Linked DNA regions of Homo sapiens: region 2 is linked to region 1. The links are chromatin loops, found by intact Hi-C in ENCODE. Cell type or tissue: MCF 10A. All regions are shown on one strand. Links, peaks and the distances in the headings refer to the core of each region. The heading gives the core; the rest is flanking DNA. Region 1 has its middle 350 kb from the start of KCNH7. Region 2 overlaps LOC105373727 (a long non-coding RNA gene).

Evidence for each region. Peaks named below come from ENCODE experiments on the same cell type or tissue, not always from the same donor. Only the 100,000 strongest peaks of a DNase experiment are listed, where the experiment ranks them.
Region 2: it touches region 1 in a loop (4-fold over the local background); 2 of 110 quality-filtered maps call a loop at or near these places.

What each region holds. Positions count from the first base shown.
Region 1 is chr2:163,187,277-163,195,631 of GRCh38, forward strand. No RefSeq gene overlaps it. Among named protein-coding and RNA genes, the nearest start is that of KCNH7, 350 kb to the left of the region's middle. In MCF 10A, for the core only: a CTCF peak has its summit at 4,308 (motif pointing right); a DNase peak (open chromatin) is centred at 4,315.
Region 2 is chr2:163,263,537-163,271,891 of GRCh38, forward strand. The region is part of intron 1 of LOC105373727 (a long non-coding RNA gene); the gene reads left to right. Among named protein-coding and RNA genes, the nearest start is that of KCNH7, 430 kb to the left of the region's middle. In MCF 10A, for the core only: no CTCF peak of the experiment used is centred there; a DNase peak (open chromatin) is centred at 3,485.

The DNA.
Region 1 (8,355 bases), core at 98-8,097:
TAAAGAGCCCCAGAGTCCAGCGTGGAGAAGAGAGAAGAAAGGGGAGGAAGAAAAAAGACTGAGAGAGATCAGGCCTAATGAACCTTTCCTGAAGTCAATGGGAATGGGGAAGTGGTGCCTCAGAGAGCAAGACCATACCCAAACAAAGCAGGGATAAAGTGGATCAGCCACAGTGTCACCAAATTTATCAAGAGTTCAAAAACTAGCAAATCAAAATCTGCAGGAAGAAGAAATTCTCGTGCAAAGCCATACACTATGTTATTATCAAGATGAAGATATGACAGTAAACATGCTACACACATATGTGAGACCAAACAGGCATGCACGCACACACACACACATACACGTTTTTGATGCTCACTCAGAAAAATCTAAGGATAGATTGTATTATATGGAATAGTGATATTCTATCTTTACGGAAAAGGGAATTTAGTTATGTAGTTTCTTTTTACTTCTATGACTGAAAAAGCTGAAAATGATGAAATGCTTTATACTATTATGAAGGAGTTAACAATAAAACCAGCAGGTCATTGATACCTTTCTTTCCTGGAAAATGCTTGGGAATCAAGTTACAGAAAATGCGGGGCTTGGAAGTTACCTCAGGAGAACAGAAACTGAAGGAAACCTGGGCAATGTGAGTAAAATATCTCTGTATTTACTGTAAGTGTGAAGTAAATGGATGCGTTCACCAGGAGCCAGCTGAAACAACCTTACTTCCTGTGGCAATCTTGATTATTGGAAATTGCCAACATACCACAAGCAATTTTAATTAGAGGAAACGTATCTTCTTGTCATACTTCATTTGTAAGCAAATGCTTTTTTTAACGAATATAGCATTATGACTGAGTAAATTAACTCCTGGTTACATTTGTATTGTATAGTTAAAAAAAAAAATTGACCATTTGACTCCCCAGACACTTACTCTACAAAGCATGACTCATTGTGGAAATAAAATGTCTTTTCCTTTCTTTCTTTACTAAAAATCAACTTCCTTTCTTAATTGTTTCTCTAAGTCTTTATACCTGACTCAACATTGAGCAGGCCAAGAACGACACATTTTCTTTTACAAACTAGAATTAAAATATTCTCTTTTAGAAACCTCCTAATACCAAAAAGTGTGTTCCAAATACTCATACACAATGTTGCATCATTAATGTCGCGTGTAAATCTACTGCAGGACATGATAAAAGTAGCAGGCCCAGTCATGTAGAGGGGAAGGATGCTTTGGCTTGTTGTCGTAATGCATTTTAGCAATTTGCCAGGCCTCAGAACACTGGTTTACACTTTCTGTACCACAGCATTTTCCTCTAAATTCCTATTTGATTTTTTTTTTTTTTTGGTTTGCTCATTTTTATGAAGAACGTTCTAAAGTCACCTATACAGTCACCTATTTTTTTTACCACTGGTGTAATAATGTTTACTGTTTTATTATGATATTCTAGGCCTCTGCTCACTTCTTAATTGATACTCTCACTGTGGTTATAGTAGCATGTTGTACAGTGCCAGGAGTCAATATTAGCTGAGTAAGCGAGGAAATAAATGAAATGCATTTGATGCTATTCTGGGGACAACTAATAATCTTTACTAGCAAAAAAAAGTTAGAGCAATGATCTATCATATTAACTAGATTATTAAGGTTCTGACATGAAGGTGTTATTCATAAAATATAGTTGTAATTTTAGGGGAAGAGAGCAGTATGGAATGGTGGAAAAACCACAGACCATAGAGTCATAAAAAGTCTGTTTAAATTCATGTTTAATTTCTATAACCTCTTGGGCAACTTACAGAACTTCTCTGAGCTTTAGGTTTTTCTCCTATAAAATAGGGATTAAAAAAATCTACCTTGCTGGGCTTTAATGAGAATTAGAAATAATATGTGGAAGATGCTTGGATGTTGAACATAGAAGCCACCAAATTAAGGATAGCTATTGTCATCACTATTTTTCTTAGCAAATTTTCAACAACTGATTTATTAATCTACCTTTCCATTTTTAAATTCAATTATTTCAGATATTATTTAGACATTTAAACAGTAGGTAGCTACAAAAGGATATTTGATATCCATTTTCCTAAGATCTAGGTATTCTTTTAGCCTCCAAAGTATAAAGGCCCTTATGATGAATACCAACCCCTATTCTTGACTACCTCTGCACTTTCACTGTGTGAATGCAATCTTTGTAAATGTTAATTATTATGAACTACAGCTAATGGAATGATTACTTGTAAAAGGCATAAATGAATACTTGGGACTTGATTTAGTCATTATGCACTTCTCTTGCTACATGCAGATATGGATAGAAAGACTTTATTTTTAAAAGATGGAAGATGGAATAGTATCAAAACATAGAAATTGATTTTAGAAAGCCATTGGAACCCAGGGGTGTATGTAGAAAAAGGCATTGCCTGCGTTGTAGGTTATGATGTTCTGACACCTACAAGCATCTGACATAGCTGACTTTTTAAAAAGTGGTGCTTAAAAGAGTTGGTATGGAACATAAGTAGATAATGCAAATATGTTAGCGACCCCTACCAACAGTTGCAATTATGCAAATTTTAAAACCTTCATCTTTTATAATTAGGTGTAGTGGACTTATGTAGTTAACTTCTCCACTGGCTAGCTCAGATTCTCTAATCTGTTGAACAGCTTTTCCCCTAAAAATAATGCACCTCAAATAGCCAAAAATATGCATTCTGCAAAAGAATGACAATATTTATGATGAAAAGGAAAGACATGACATCCTGAATAATTGTTAGTGACAAATTTCTTGTTTGTGATTTAAGAAATGTGCTTTTATAAAAACCGAGATTCTCTGACAATAATTAAGCATACTGTTGAATTGGTCATAGGAGGATGAAATTTTAATTAATATACTTAAATTCTGGAAATAAAAAAAATTTTGACTGAGTGCTAGAAGGGAAGAAGGCTGCCTATAGTAAAATTTATATAGAAACTAAAATTATCCTTATTAGGTAGATAATTTGCTTGTAGTTAATTACTTTTGAATACTTGAATCTCATTATGCATAGTAGTGAGTATACAGAACTCAATATCATTATCAGCACATAACACAACTATGTGAAATACAGTTTTTAGTAGAGTTATACATATGTTATATATATAAATTATACATACACTTGGAAAACTTTTGTTAAAATTTACATATAATTATAAATATATAAAATTATATATACATATGGCATATTAACCAAATACACTAAATCTTTTGTTTCATTACAATAGAGACTCCAGATGTCTGTTAGTATAGCTAAGTTTTGAATTAAAAAGTTATACTAATTTGAATAAGTTAAAATCTGAGCGATTTGCTTTCATTTTAGTGACAGGCCTAGTGTATTGGTAAACTACACTCGAGATAGGTTACATATGCTATGTTAATTTTCTAATTAAATGTCAGGCTGTACTTAAGGACATAAAGGTTATTTAACAGGAGGAAAAGGAAAAATACAAAAAGCCAATTTTAGCTTATTTTCCCATAAATGAATCAGCCATCGAAATAAGACAGGATAGGGAAAAACGGATACCATGATTTTCTAGAGAGAAAAAATATTCAATCCAAAGCATCCCAAGACATGTAGGGCTTAAGTAAAGTCTGGATAGTAGCTTTAGAAATAGGGCTTGTATTTTATTATCTAAATATTCTTTCCTAAGCATTTTATCTACCAGCTTTCTAGGGACTAATGGAAGGTGATCCAATTTGACTGGTGGAAACTGTAATCACCTGTTAGTTTAAATAATAAAGGCTTAGAGATAATAAAAGGACTTGAAATTTAGATATGATCAGTTTCTATTTCAATGATTCTCAAAAAATTGAATTCACAATTTTTTTCATTAAAACATCCATCATTTCTACCCATTTAAAAATAGGTATAAAAATATATAAACTTCTCAATACAAATTAACTTCAGTGTTATATTAGAATGTGCACACCATAGTCATTACTATCTTTGATTACAATTACTTCAAAACATCATATTTTGTTTGGCTTTACCCTTAGATTCAGTACAGAATCCATCTCTTCCCCAATACCTCTTTTCATGGTATGAATACATTAACCACATTCTAGTAGGGAAACAGTGCATTAATTTGCAACAAAGTGAACAAAACAGTTAGGAAACAAGAATTATTTTAAATACTTTTTTCCTTCATATTTCAGTACTTCAGTTGACTAATTTTAAATTAGGACAAAATAACCCATATTTCTTCTGCATGTCATTTGGCATGAGGAAGAAATATTAGGTTTTGAAATCAATGCAAAACACAAAACAGAAGAACTGGGTCATCAACACAAGGTGGCACTGTGGACCAGTCTCTTAGGAGGAAGTTTGTATTTAAGCATTTTCTCTCTTATTTCTCCAAGACTGATGATTTATATAATTCAGCCTTCCTAATTTTGCCTTTAGGTTTTTTGTTTTTGTTTTTTTTACAAATCTAGTAATGAGATGGGGAATGGAATTATTTTCTCAATTTAAAGAAAAATGCAAATTTTGAGCTCACAATGGGTATTTTTATATAATTAGTTATAATAAAACCCCTAGGTACTGTACTGTATTGACAACTGAATACATATATGGTTACCACTTTTCTCCAAGAGGGACAACTTGCTGTTTTCTTTCATCATATCATGAAAAGGCTCCTCTCCTCTACTGACAGCTATCTCCCTATCATGATTTGCCTAGGATCTGATTTCTTGCTGCTTTAGTTTCTCATACACACTATTATAAGAATCTTTTTACTTATAGCCCATTTTCATGTTGCCATTATTTTGATCAAGTATTTTCTTTCAATCAGGTATCTTCAGTGGACATCTTTTTAAGCATTAGTTTAAATGTAAATTCTTACAATACTTAACTCCAACCCTATCTTAATTTCAAGGCACTGGTGTGCATGCACTCATGTGCACACATACAACACGCAGCTACTATTTCTCATTTGTCTACCCAGGCAAGTCCCATTATCTGTTCTTTAAAAATATTATGAGAATTCCTGTCAGTTATAAGGCCCTTTTCCTAACACTTACTATGTCATTCCCCCAACCCAGGCCATTGTTCACTGGTGTCAATCAGCTTCTTTAAATTTCTCCACAAGGCCCAGCTTTTTGAATAAGACTAAACCCATATTCCACCAGCATATGAGCCTACATTTTGTGGCACATGTATAAAAACTACACTTACATGATGAAATAATCAGAAAATATTTAATGATAGACTATTACTTACAAGGCATGATCTCCAATTAATGCAGCCTCTTCTTCTTCTCTCAGGAATATTTTGTGTTTTCCAATCATATCAAGCATGTGGTGTAATACATATATTTAGCACTTGACACAAGTTCAGGGAATAAATGCATAAGCCCAATTTTCCAATAGCATAAGACTATTAATACTGACACACATGCCACACACACACAAACGTAAACGTATATGATATATATGCAAAAATTTGTTAAAATAATGAAATACTTATAAACTGACACAAATAAAAGTACACATATATTATGCAAGTTTTAAAGGTAAATATGTTTAAAGGCAGAGCATAAGAGTCAATATTGTCATTTAACAGTACTCAACAAAATGCAGAATTAGATACAGATCTAGTGGAATGAGCCTCCTGATTTCATTTCTGCTGTTCAAACGATGAGGACAGCAACTACAGATAATAGTTCAACTAGTAAATGCAGAATATTTAAGATAATACACACTCAAATTTATATAAAAAACTGCATAATTAGCACATATACACCTGAAAAGTTTTGGATGTAACCTTTTAATATTATAGATTCAAAAGTCAGATGTCCATGTACAGTGTTTCTTTCAAAAATTTAATTATTGAATTACAGAAAATTATATTTTAAGATAGGAACATTTTCCACTCTCATATTCCATGAAATAATTTTATTTAAATACTTAGCAGGCATCATTGAGACCGGTTTCTTTTTTATCAATTGAGTCATATCTTTGTCATGTAGAAAGATTTCCCAGGAAGATTTACCTTGACTTTTTGATATATTATACGACAGTTTTTGAATCAATATATGATACTGTCACTGGAACTTTTGTCCCAAGTTACAAGTACCCATTTTCATAACACTAGGAGAGTTTCAGATTTTGTTGTTGTAGTAGATGTTATTTTTGCCTGTTTGTTTTTTCAGTAATGTATCTTAATAATCTATGATCTCCACAATGTAATCAGTCACTATCTTGCTTTATAAAGTGATCTATAATCTATTAATAACATAACCAGCAGGTTTTAGTTCAGGTATAAAGAGTTAACCTGTATTTGACTCATTTAAAAAAATTATATAGATTATAGGTAACTTCTAATAATTCGAAACTAACATTGGTGACAATTATTTCTGGCTTGTTCGCCTTCTCCAAACAGACTTTGCGAGAACTCAATTATAAGATGTGTTTCTCTCTTCTTAGGGAAAATTTTTGGGAAAAACTACATTCCAAAAGGAACTGCATGCAGTTCATGTTGGCTGAAATTGAAGTTCAGTTGAATATTAGATAGATGTCACATAGATAGATAGTATATATAGCAGATATGCTATTTATTTGCAGCAACCTGAAAATATGAAAATAGGTGGGGCTATATATGTAAACAAAGAAGTTGAGCTACTAATATAATAGTGATTCCATGCACTTACTCTGGAATCAGCCAGCCTGGGTTTGAATCCCACCTCTACTATTTACTGCTATGTGATCTTGAGCAAATTGTTACTTGCTGTGAGCCTCAGGAGTAATATTAATGTTTCTTTGATAGAGTGATTTTAAAGGTCATATAAGCTGATTTTGCAAAACATCTAGCTATTGGCTAATGCCTGGTTCATACTGAGTGCTGCAAAAGTGTGTTTTAAAACAAACAAACGACAACAACAAAACGCAAAACGAAGAAACAGACAATGCAATAATCTTTTATTTGTACATGTGTTTTTCTGTTTCTTTTTTTTTCTTAATTCTGTGTAGTAGAGAAGATGTCTAACTGTGGAGACTGTTAAAGAATGATCTTCCTTACTTTTATATGCACTGTATTATTGCTTCGTGTATTTTAGATCTTGCTCTCTTTTCATGTATTAATTTCTAAAACTTTTACCTTTTTTAGTCACCTGGCCATTTTCCTAATGTAGCTTTATATTCAGTTTGCTGTTTGGGGTATTTTATCTTTTTCTGTTTGTCAACTTAAAGTAGTTAGTTTCTCACATTAAATTCTAACATGTAGCTTAATTGAAAAAGGCACATCAACCTGGCATGTTATGAACTATTTAACAATTTAGTAAATATTAATTTAAATATTTTTAAATTGAATGAATGCATAATTCTGAGTCTGTTTAACTTAAATAATCATTAACTTAGAATATTTTAAAATTCTGCTTAAATTCATTTTAAGGCTATTTTTAAATTTTTTGGAAAAATGTTAAACTTTATTTTACTTAAATAATGTAATAATAAGACTTTTATTTTATAGTGTTCATACTAATTATCTATTGCTATATTATAAATTATCACAAACTTGGAAGCTTGAAAAAACACCTATTTGTTAGCTTATGGTTCTTTTCTTGTTAGGAAATCTTAGTTTGTCTATTTGGGTTTTACAAATGTGATGTTATGGGATACATATAAATAGTAAAATGGTTATTATAGTGAAGCAAACATATCTGTCATCTCACATAGTTATCTTTTTTGTATTAAGAGCAGCTAAAATCTACTTATTTAACAAAAATCCCTAATACAATACTTTAGACCTTGTGTTGCACATTAGATTTGCAAACTTGTTCATTGTACATACCTTCCTTTTGTTATTCTTTACCCAACATTTTACCCAACATTTTCCCATTTCTTCTCCTCCCACTCCATGGTAACCACTGTTTCATTCTCTCCATGTAAATGGTCTTTAAAAAAATATACATTTTCTAAGCCAGGCGCGGTGGCTCAAGCCTGTAATCCCAGCACTTTGGGAGGCCGAGGCAGGCGGATCATGAGGTCAGGAGATCGAGACCATCCTGGCTAACATGGTGAAACCCCGTCTCTACTAAAAATACAAAAAATTAGCCGGGCGTGGTGGCGGGCGCCTGTAGTCCCAGCTACTCGGGAGGCTGAGGCAGGAGAATGGCATGAACCCGGGAGGTGGAGCTTGCAGTGAGCCGTGATCGTGCCACTGCACTCCAGCCTGGGTGACAGAGCAAGACTCTGTCTCAAAAAAAGAAAAAAAAAAAAAAAAAAAAAAAATATATATATATATATATATATATATATATTTTCCACATGTAAGTAAGATCATGCAACATTTTTCTTTTTGTGTCTTGCTTATTTCACTTACCATAATGTCTTCCAGGCCCAT
Region 2 (8,355 bases), core at 41-8,040, 76 kb after region 1:
CATAATGCTGTCTACATTGACTGGGCCAGAAATACTTCATTTCACTAGATCACAATCTTATAAGACAGACTTGTCATTTTAATTTGTCACTCTTTGTCTCCTATATCTCATTGAAGTCTCATCTCTTAGCCAAGTGCCATAGGCTACTTCTCTTAGAAAAAAAAATCCCATCACACTGAATAAAAAGAGGAAAGTCAGTAAGAGAAAGTTTGTGTCTAAAGACGCTACTATAGATTCCATTCCCACAGGCATAGCAGGTGGTATAAATACAATCTAAACTGAGACAGAAAAATGAATTGTTGCTTCTATTTCCTGTCTCCAGAGTCTCTGGGAATGTTATATCTTCTTCTTCTACACAGCTATTGATTTCATCAATAGCTTATCATCCACAGAGCAAAGAGGAAGGGGAAAAAGGAAATAAGAGTATAGGAGGGCTAACGTCTGATATGTGGTCTGAGCCTGAAAAAAAAAAGTGTAGCAATTTTGAATTAATAAGGACAAAAGTCTACCTACTCTAGATATTCTTCCTGTTGATGTAAAAAATAGGTCATTATTTTTTTTATCAAACTTCCAACCGTTATCAAGAAGTGGCATACAAATATGAGGCACTTTTATTAAGCATTTGTGGTATTCAATAAACACAATATAAATATCTTACTGCATTCCACTGGCTCATTTCTCCATTCCCCTTCATGTAAAGTTAATTTAATTTTTTCCTGATCAATAATACCCTTCTTTCCTTTTTTATGCTTTGGAACAGCAATCATGGGTCCCCGCTGAGATTCCTATAACTCTTTAAAAGCATCAGTTGGTTTCACCACCAGAGAACTGGAGATAGCACTATCTGTATGTTTAACATACATTCCTTTCATCAAAATTCTTTACTTCCATTGGGCTTTACTTGAAGATATTTTGCCTTCATATGAGGGATTTAATTCATGACAGCATTTGCCAATTTTTTTCTGCAGTGGAGAAGATGATTACAGAATGAGTACTTATTCCTCTGTCCCACTAGGCTTTCTTTTCCTCCTCTTCCCCTGCGTGATTCACTGCTTGGCCAGTGAACTCCCACACATTCAGCAAAGAAACAAGACTTCCAACATTACTGGAGACACCTGGGAATATGGCAGGGCTGTTAAAACTGGCTGGCCATTTTCTCTAAGACTAAAAAAAACCCTCCAAAAACAAGACACATCCTCAAAATAAATCAAAGTAACAGCAACAAAAAAATGATGTCTAATTTTTAAACTATCTGTCTAAAGTCTTTGTGCCATCCCTTACATTTCTTCATACCTCACTGAGAAACTCTTATATGGAGCTATAAAAATGAATAAAAATTAATGTGAAATGAAATGACTTAATGTCTGTGTGAATGCCCGCTAATAGTTTCATAAAATATTAATGAAAAGTACATATTTAAAGCATAATTTAAGAACTAAAACCTAATATTAGAATAATATGTATTTAATTGTTCAGATGCCTTTCATATATGTGCTACTTGTCTTAAACTATATGCTTTTAGAGGTTAAAGACCACATATGTTTAACCAGTTCTGCATGCCATTAGGTGCAGGTAAGATGCATAAAAAGGGCTTTTAGGTGATGATCTGATACTAAAATTAAAAGTGTGTGTATTAACCTAAAGAGAAAATGAGTAAAATAATGAGTAAAGAGAAAATGAGTAAAATTAGTAAAACAGAGCTGGATATTAAAGACCAGAAAACAGGATTTGTTTCTAGCTATCCTCAGGAGCAAAGTTTTTTGGTTTCAGTGCTTCCTCTAGCTTATTGTCGTTCTCTCACTCTGCATCTGCTAGTACTGCAGCATTACTGAGGCCTCCTCTAATTTATACTTTTAGAATATTGCATGAGAAAATACTGTTATAGCAAGTTTTACCCTACAAGGATGCAAAAAACAAAATTAATAAATTGAATATTTAATATAAGTATGCACAGGGAGACATTAAACAAATGTTTCTTGATAAAGATAGCTACATATCTGCATGTTCACCTGCTCAAAGAACTATAGAAGCATCAGGAAAAACTAGAATATGAACCATGTTTCTAACAAATGATAGAATCAATGCATTGTACAAAAATGTAAGCTGAAAAAAGAACATAAAATTTAAGTTTTCAAATTTCTTTTACAGCACATATTATTCATTTATCAAATGAATCTGTTCAGGTGAAAATGATGACATAAACAATGAGCATCATACAATATAGAAAACAAAACAAAGTAAGTGAGTAGTCATCAAAATTCTGGATCATAAAATTGTAGAATGAAGGACTTAGGTTTTTTCCCTAGTATATGGTAAGACCTCACTTAATGTCTTTGATAGGTTATTGGAAACTGCTACTTTAGGCAAAATGATTATAATGAAACCAATTTTACCATAGCCTAATTGATAAAAATGAGAGTTCAGTTCCTATAGCATATTTCTGGTCACAAAAACATCACTGAACTTCTAAAGACCCAAAACACTGCCAAGATTGAACACTGAAATAAATGTGAGCTACATATACATTTAAGAAAGATTAATAAAAAAAGTAAGACAATTACCCAATTTATGGTGAATCAGTGAGTGACGATAGTAATAGTGGTAGTGAGCTGAATCAAGGAATAAATGTTTGCGTCCCCAGAAAAGACACAAACAGACATGGGGAGAAGCCAAAACTCCACACAGACTGTGGCCCGCAGAGAATCCATCTTTCTCTCATCAACATTACAATGAAATGATGGTGAACTAAATGACGTTATTGCAAAACCTGTGTAGTATACATTTGTTTAAATAAGTGCCATAGGTAATATCAGTGTTCATTTGTAATGGATTTATTGAGATAAGTAATTTACATACCATAATAGTCACCTATATAAATGTACAATTTAATGATATCGGTATATTATTTATGCAGATGTACAAACATCACCAAAATCCAGTTTTAGAACATTTCTACTGCCCAAAAAGTTCCCTTGTGCCTCGTATGCAGTTAATCCTTACTCTCGTGCCCAAGTTCTAGGCAACCAATGATGTGCTTTTGTTTAAATATGCCTTTTCTAGACATTTTAAATAACTGGGATCATATAATACGCAGTCTTTTGCATTTGGCTTTTTTTACTGAGCATAATGGTTTTGATGGTCATGTATCAGTAGCTCATTCCTTTTAATTGCTAAATAAGATTGCATTGTACACATACACCACATTTTATCCATTTATTAGTTAGTGGACATTTGGATTGTTTCTACACTTTAGTACTAAAGAATAATGTTGTCATGAACACTTGTGTACATATCTTTGTGTGGGAGTATATTTTCATTTCTCTTGGGTAGACTCCTAGGAAATGTATTTCTGTTTCATATGCTAAATTAATGTTTACTTTCTAAAAAACTGCCAAAAGGTTTTCTGAAGTGCCTGAGGCATTTTACATTCCTACCAGCAATATGTGAGAATTCCAGTTTCTTCATATCTTTGCCACCACTTGACATTGTGTGTCTGTTGGATTACAGCCATTTGAATGGATGTGTCATAATCTCTCACTGTGGTTTTACTTTGCGTTTTTCTTATGACTAAAGATGTTGAGCATCTTTTGATGTAATGTATGCTATTCACATGTTTTCTTTGGTGGAATTTCTATTAATATATTTTGCCTTTTAAAAATTGTGTTGTATGTCTTCCTTTAATTGAGTTGTAAGAGTTCTTTACATATTCTAGATACAATTACTTTATCAGGCACATGACTTGCCAAATTATCTCCCGGTCTGTGACTTGTCTTTTTATTTTCTTAATCATGTTTTTTGAAACACAGTTTTGAACTTTGGTGATTTCAATATATCATTATTTTATTTTATTATGGATCATGCTTTTTGCATATCTAAGGATGCATAACCCAAAGTTATGAGGGTGTTTGTTCCATATTTTTTTCTATTTTTTTAGAGGTTTTATAGTTTTTACTCATTTAGATCTGAAGTCTATTTTTAATTAATTGTGGTGGTGTTAGAAGGAGTCAAAGTTTTTTTAAGTTATTAATTAACACATGTGGATATCCAATTGTCCCAGCACTACTTTTTTAAAAGGCTATCCTTTTCCCATTGACTCTTTTTGTCATCTTTATTGAGTTCTCTTTATTTGTAAACTCTAAATTCTGTTGCATTATCTATCTTCCTTTCCTTGTGCCAGTACTACACTGTCTTATATGGTTTTAATAAGTTTTTAAACCAGGTATTGTTGTTTTCTAACTTTGTTCTTTTTAAAAGTTATTTTGAGGCAGGGAATGGTGGTTCACACCTGTAACTCCAGAGCTTTGAGAGGCTGAGGCAGGAGGATCACTTGAGGCCAGGAGTTCAAGACCAGCCTGGGCAACAAATCAAGACTCTGTCTTTACAAAAAAGATTTTAAAAATTAGCTAGCCATGGTGGCACACACCTGAGTGCCAGCTACTCAAGGGTCTAAGGTGAGAGGATCACTTCAGCTCAGGAGTTTAAGTCTGCAGTGAGTTATAATAAATCATACCATTGGCCGGGCAAGGTGGCTCACACCTGTAATCCCAGCACTTTGGGAGGCTGAGGCGGGCAAATCACGAGGTCAGGAGATCGAGACCATCCTGGCTAACACGGTGAAACCCCGTCTCTACTAAAAATACAAAAAACACAAATTAGCCAGGCGTGGTGGCGGGCGCCTGTAGTCCCAGCTACTCTGGAGGCTGAGGCAGGAGAATGGCGTGAACCCGAGAGGCGCAGCTTGCAGCGAGCCGAGATCGCGCCACTGCACTCCAGCCTAGGCAACAGAGTGAGACTCCGTCTCTAAATAAATAAATCATACCACTACACGCCATCATGGGTGATAAGGAGAGACTTCAATTTTTAAAAAGTTTTTAACTACACTAGCACTTTTATTTTTCATACAAATTTTAGGATCAGCTTGACGATTTCTATCAAAAGAGTTTGCTGGCATGTAATAGGAATTACAAAAAGTTTCGAGATCAATTGGGAGAGAGTCGTCATCTTCACAGTATTGAGACTCAATCAATGAACATGGGAAAATCTCTCCAGTTATACCAGTCTCCTTTAATATTTCTCAACAATGTTTTATAGTTTCTAGTATATAAGTCTCTAATGGAGAATTACATTGAATAGATTATATATTTATATATATATTATATATATTTATATAAATATAAATGCGACAAATATGTGTGGATTCTTTAGGATTTTCTGCATAGCAGATAACATCTGCAAATAAAGCCAGTTTTACTGTTTCCTTTAAACTTTGTATGTTTTAATTTATTTCATTTTTTTCTCATCTTATTGCACTAGCTAGAACCTCCAGTACAATGTTAAATAGAAGTGGTGAAAAAGTGGACGTCCTGGATTTGTTTACACTTGTAGAAGGAAAGCATTTTGTCTTTTACCATTCAGAATAATGGTAGCTGTATGGTTTTTTAGATGCTATTTCTCATTTTATAAAGTTCCCATCTATTACTAGTTTGTTGAGCGGTTTTATACACATAGCTGATGGTTTGTTAAATGCTTTTCTCCCTCAGTTTATTTGATCATGTGCTATTACTTTTTTAGTCTGTTAATATGGGGAATTACATTGAATAGATTTTTAATATTGACTATTAAAATATTGCAGTTGGAAAAAATAATACAAAGAGGTTTCTTTTACCCTTTGTGTAATTCCACCAATGGTAACATCTTACAAAAGTAAATTACAGTACCACAACTAGAATATTGGCACTGATACAATCCACTTATCTTATTCAGATTTCTGCAATTTTAGTTGTTTTTATTTATGTGTGTGTTTGCATGTGTAGATGTTCAGTTCTATACAATTTCAACACATGTAAGTTTGTATTATCAAGCATCACGGTCAAGATGCAGAAGAGTTTAATCACAAGGGTCCCTTGAGTTACCCTTTTATAATCACACTCAATCTCCTCCTTCCTCCCATTATGCCCTAACCCTTGGCAACTCATACTCTGTTCTCTATTTCTGAAATTTTAACTTTTCAAAGTGTTACATGAATGGAATGAATAAATTACGCAATCTTTTGTAATCGCCTTTTTTACTCAGCATAAATTTCCAAAATTCATCCATATTGTTGTAGTTCATTCCCTTTTATCTGAGTAGTATTCCATGGTAGATATGTACCTCAGTCTGTTTAACTATTCACTCTTTGAAAGAAATATGGGTTGTTTTCAGTTTGGGGCTTACATGAATAAGACTGCTAAGAACATTCATATACAAGTGCTTGTATAAACATAGGTTTTTATTTTTCCAAGAAAAACACCAAGACAGCATTTTTCAGTTCAGTAATTGTATGTTTAAAGAAATTGCCCAGGAGAATGGCATGAACCCCAGAGGCGGAGCTTGCAGTGAGCCTAGATCGCGCCACTGCATTCCAGCCTGGGTGGGCGACAGAGCGAGACTCCGTCTGAAAAAAAAACACAAAACAACAACAACAACAAAACAAACAAACAAAAAACAAAAAGAAAGAAATTGCCAAACTGTTATCCAAAATGCTTTGTGAATATTTTCTTCCAGTCTGCAGTTGTCTTCTAAACCTAACGGAATCTTTCAGAAAGCAAGCTTTTAATTTTTATGAAATCCAACTCATCAATCTATTTTTTTTTTATGAATAGTAGTTTTGATGTCAAGGCTAAGAACTCATTACCTTGCCCTAGGTCCTGAAAATTTTCTGCTTTATTTTCCTAAAGGTTTTACAGTTTTAAATCTGAGAGTCTGTGAGATATTTTGGGCTAATTGTTGTAAAAATTATAAAGTTTAGAACAAAAATTGGGAGATTTTTCTATGGAGTTTCAATTGCTCCAGCATCAAATGTTTAAATGGGTACCATTCTCCACTGAGCCAAATTGCATTTTAAACTTCTGTTGTTTTCTACCACTTCAGTCAAAAAACTCTGAATAATTTCAATAGTTATCATTATTGAGGTTTATTTATTTATTTATTGTTTAGGTTTATATATGAGGATATTGTATATTTTGTACCTGTTCTACAGATACTTGAAAAGAATATATATTCTGCTGTTTTTAAATGGGCATTTTCTATAAATGGCAATTAGATCCTATTGGTTGATGGTATTATTGAATTCTGTATCATTACTGATTTTTATCTCTCAGTTTTCTATTTGTTGAGAAGAGTGTTGAAATCTCGAGCTATTATTGTGAATGTGGTTATTTCCCCTTTCAGTTTTATCTCTTTGCTTCACACATACTCCTCTGTTGTTTGGTGCATTCACATTAAGGAATACTATGTTTTCTTTATTTTAACTTTTGTTTTCTTTTTAATTTTACTTTAAGTTCTGGGATACATGTGCTGAACATGCAGGTTCATATATAGACACATAGGTATACATGTGCATGGTGGTTTGCTGCACCTATCAACCCGTCATCTGGGTTTTAAGTTCCACATGCATTAGGTGTTTGTCCTAATGCTCTCTCTCCTTTTACACCCTACCCCCCGACAGGCCCCAGTGTGTGATGTTCCCCTCCCTGTGCCATGAGTTCTCATTGTTCAACTCCCAATTACGAGTGAGAACATGTGGTGTTTGGTTTTCTGTTCCTGTGTTAGTTTGCTGATAATGATGGCTTCCAGCTTTATCCATGTCTCTGCAAAGGGCATAATCTCATTCTTTTTTATGGCTGAATAGTATTCCATGGTATATTTGTGCCACATTTTCTTTATCCAGTCTATCATTAATGGGCATTTGGGTTGGTTCCAAGTCTTTGCTATTGTAAATAGTGCTGCAATAAACATATGTGTGCATGTGTCTTTATAGTAGAATGATTTATAATACTTTGGGTATATACCCATTAGTGGGATTGTTGGGTCAAATGGGATTTCTGGTTCTATATCCTTGAAGAATCACCACACTGTCTTGAGCGCCTAGAAAACTCTGTTTTCTTAATAAATTGACCCTTTGTCATTATCAAATATTTACCTATCCCAGATAATTTGCCTTGTTTTGAAATCTGCTATATCAAAACAAGTAATATAGCTACTCCTATTTTCTTTGGATTAATCTTTACATGATGTGTCTTTTTTTTTTTTTTTTAGTTTTAAGCTATTTATACCATTATATTGGAAAGAATATTATTTTAGATATGGTCTCAATTATTTTCACAATTTACACTTAATGTAACTACATTCGATGGTTTTATAAATTTTGCTTACATCATCTAACAGAATTCAGAACATTTAAGAAGAGTAAAAGAATATGTCATATTTATGCATATTTTTGTTCTATCTGTTGTATTCTTCTTTCTTCCTGATGTTGACAGTGTATCCTTTTATCATTTCCTTTCCATTTAGAGATTTCTCTTTAGTCATTAATTT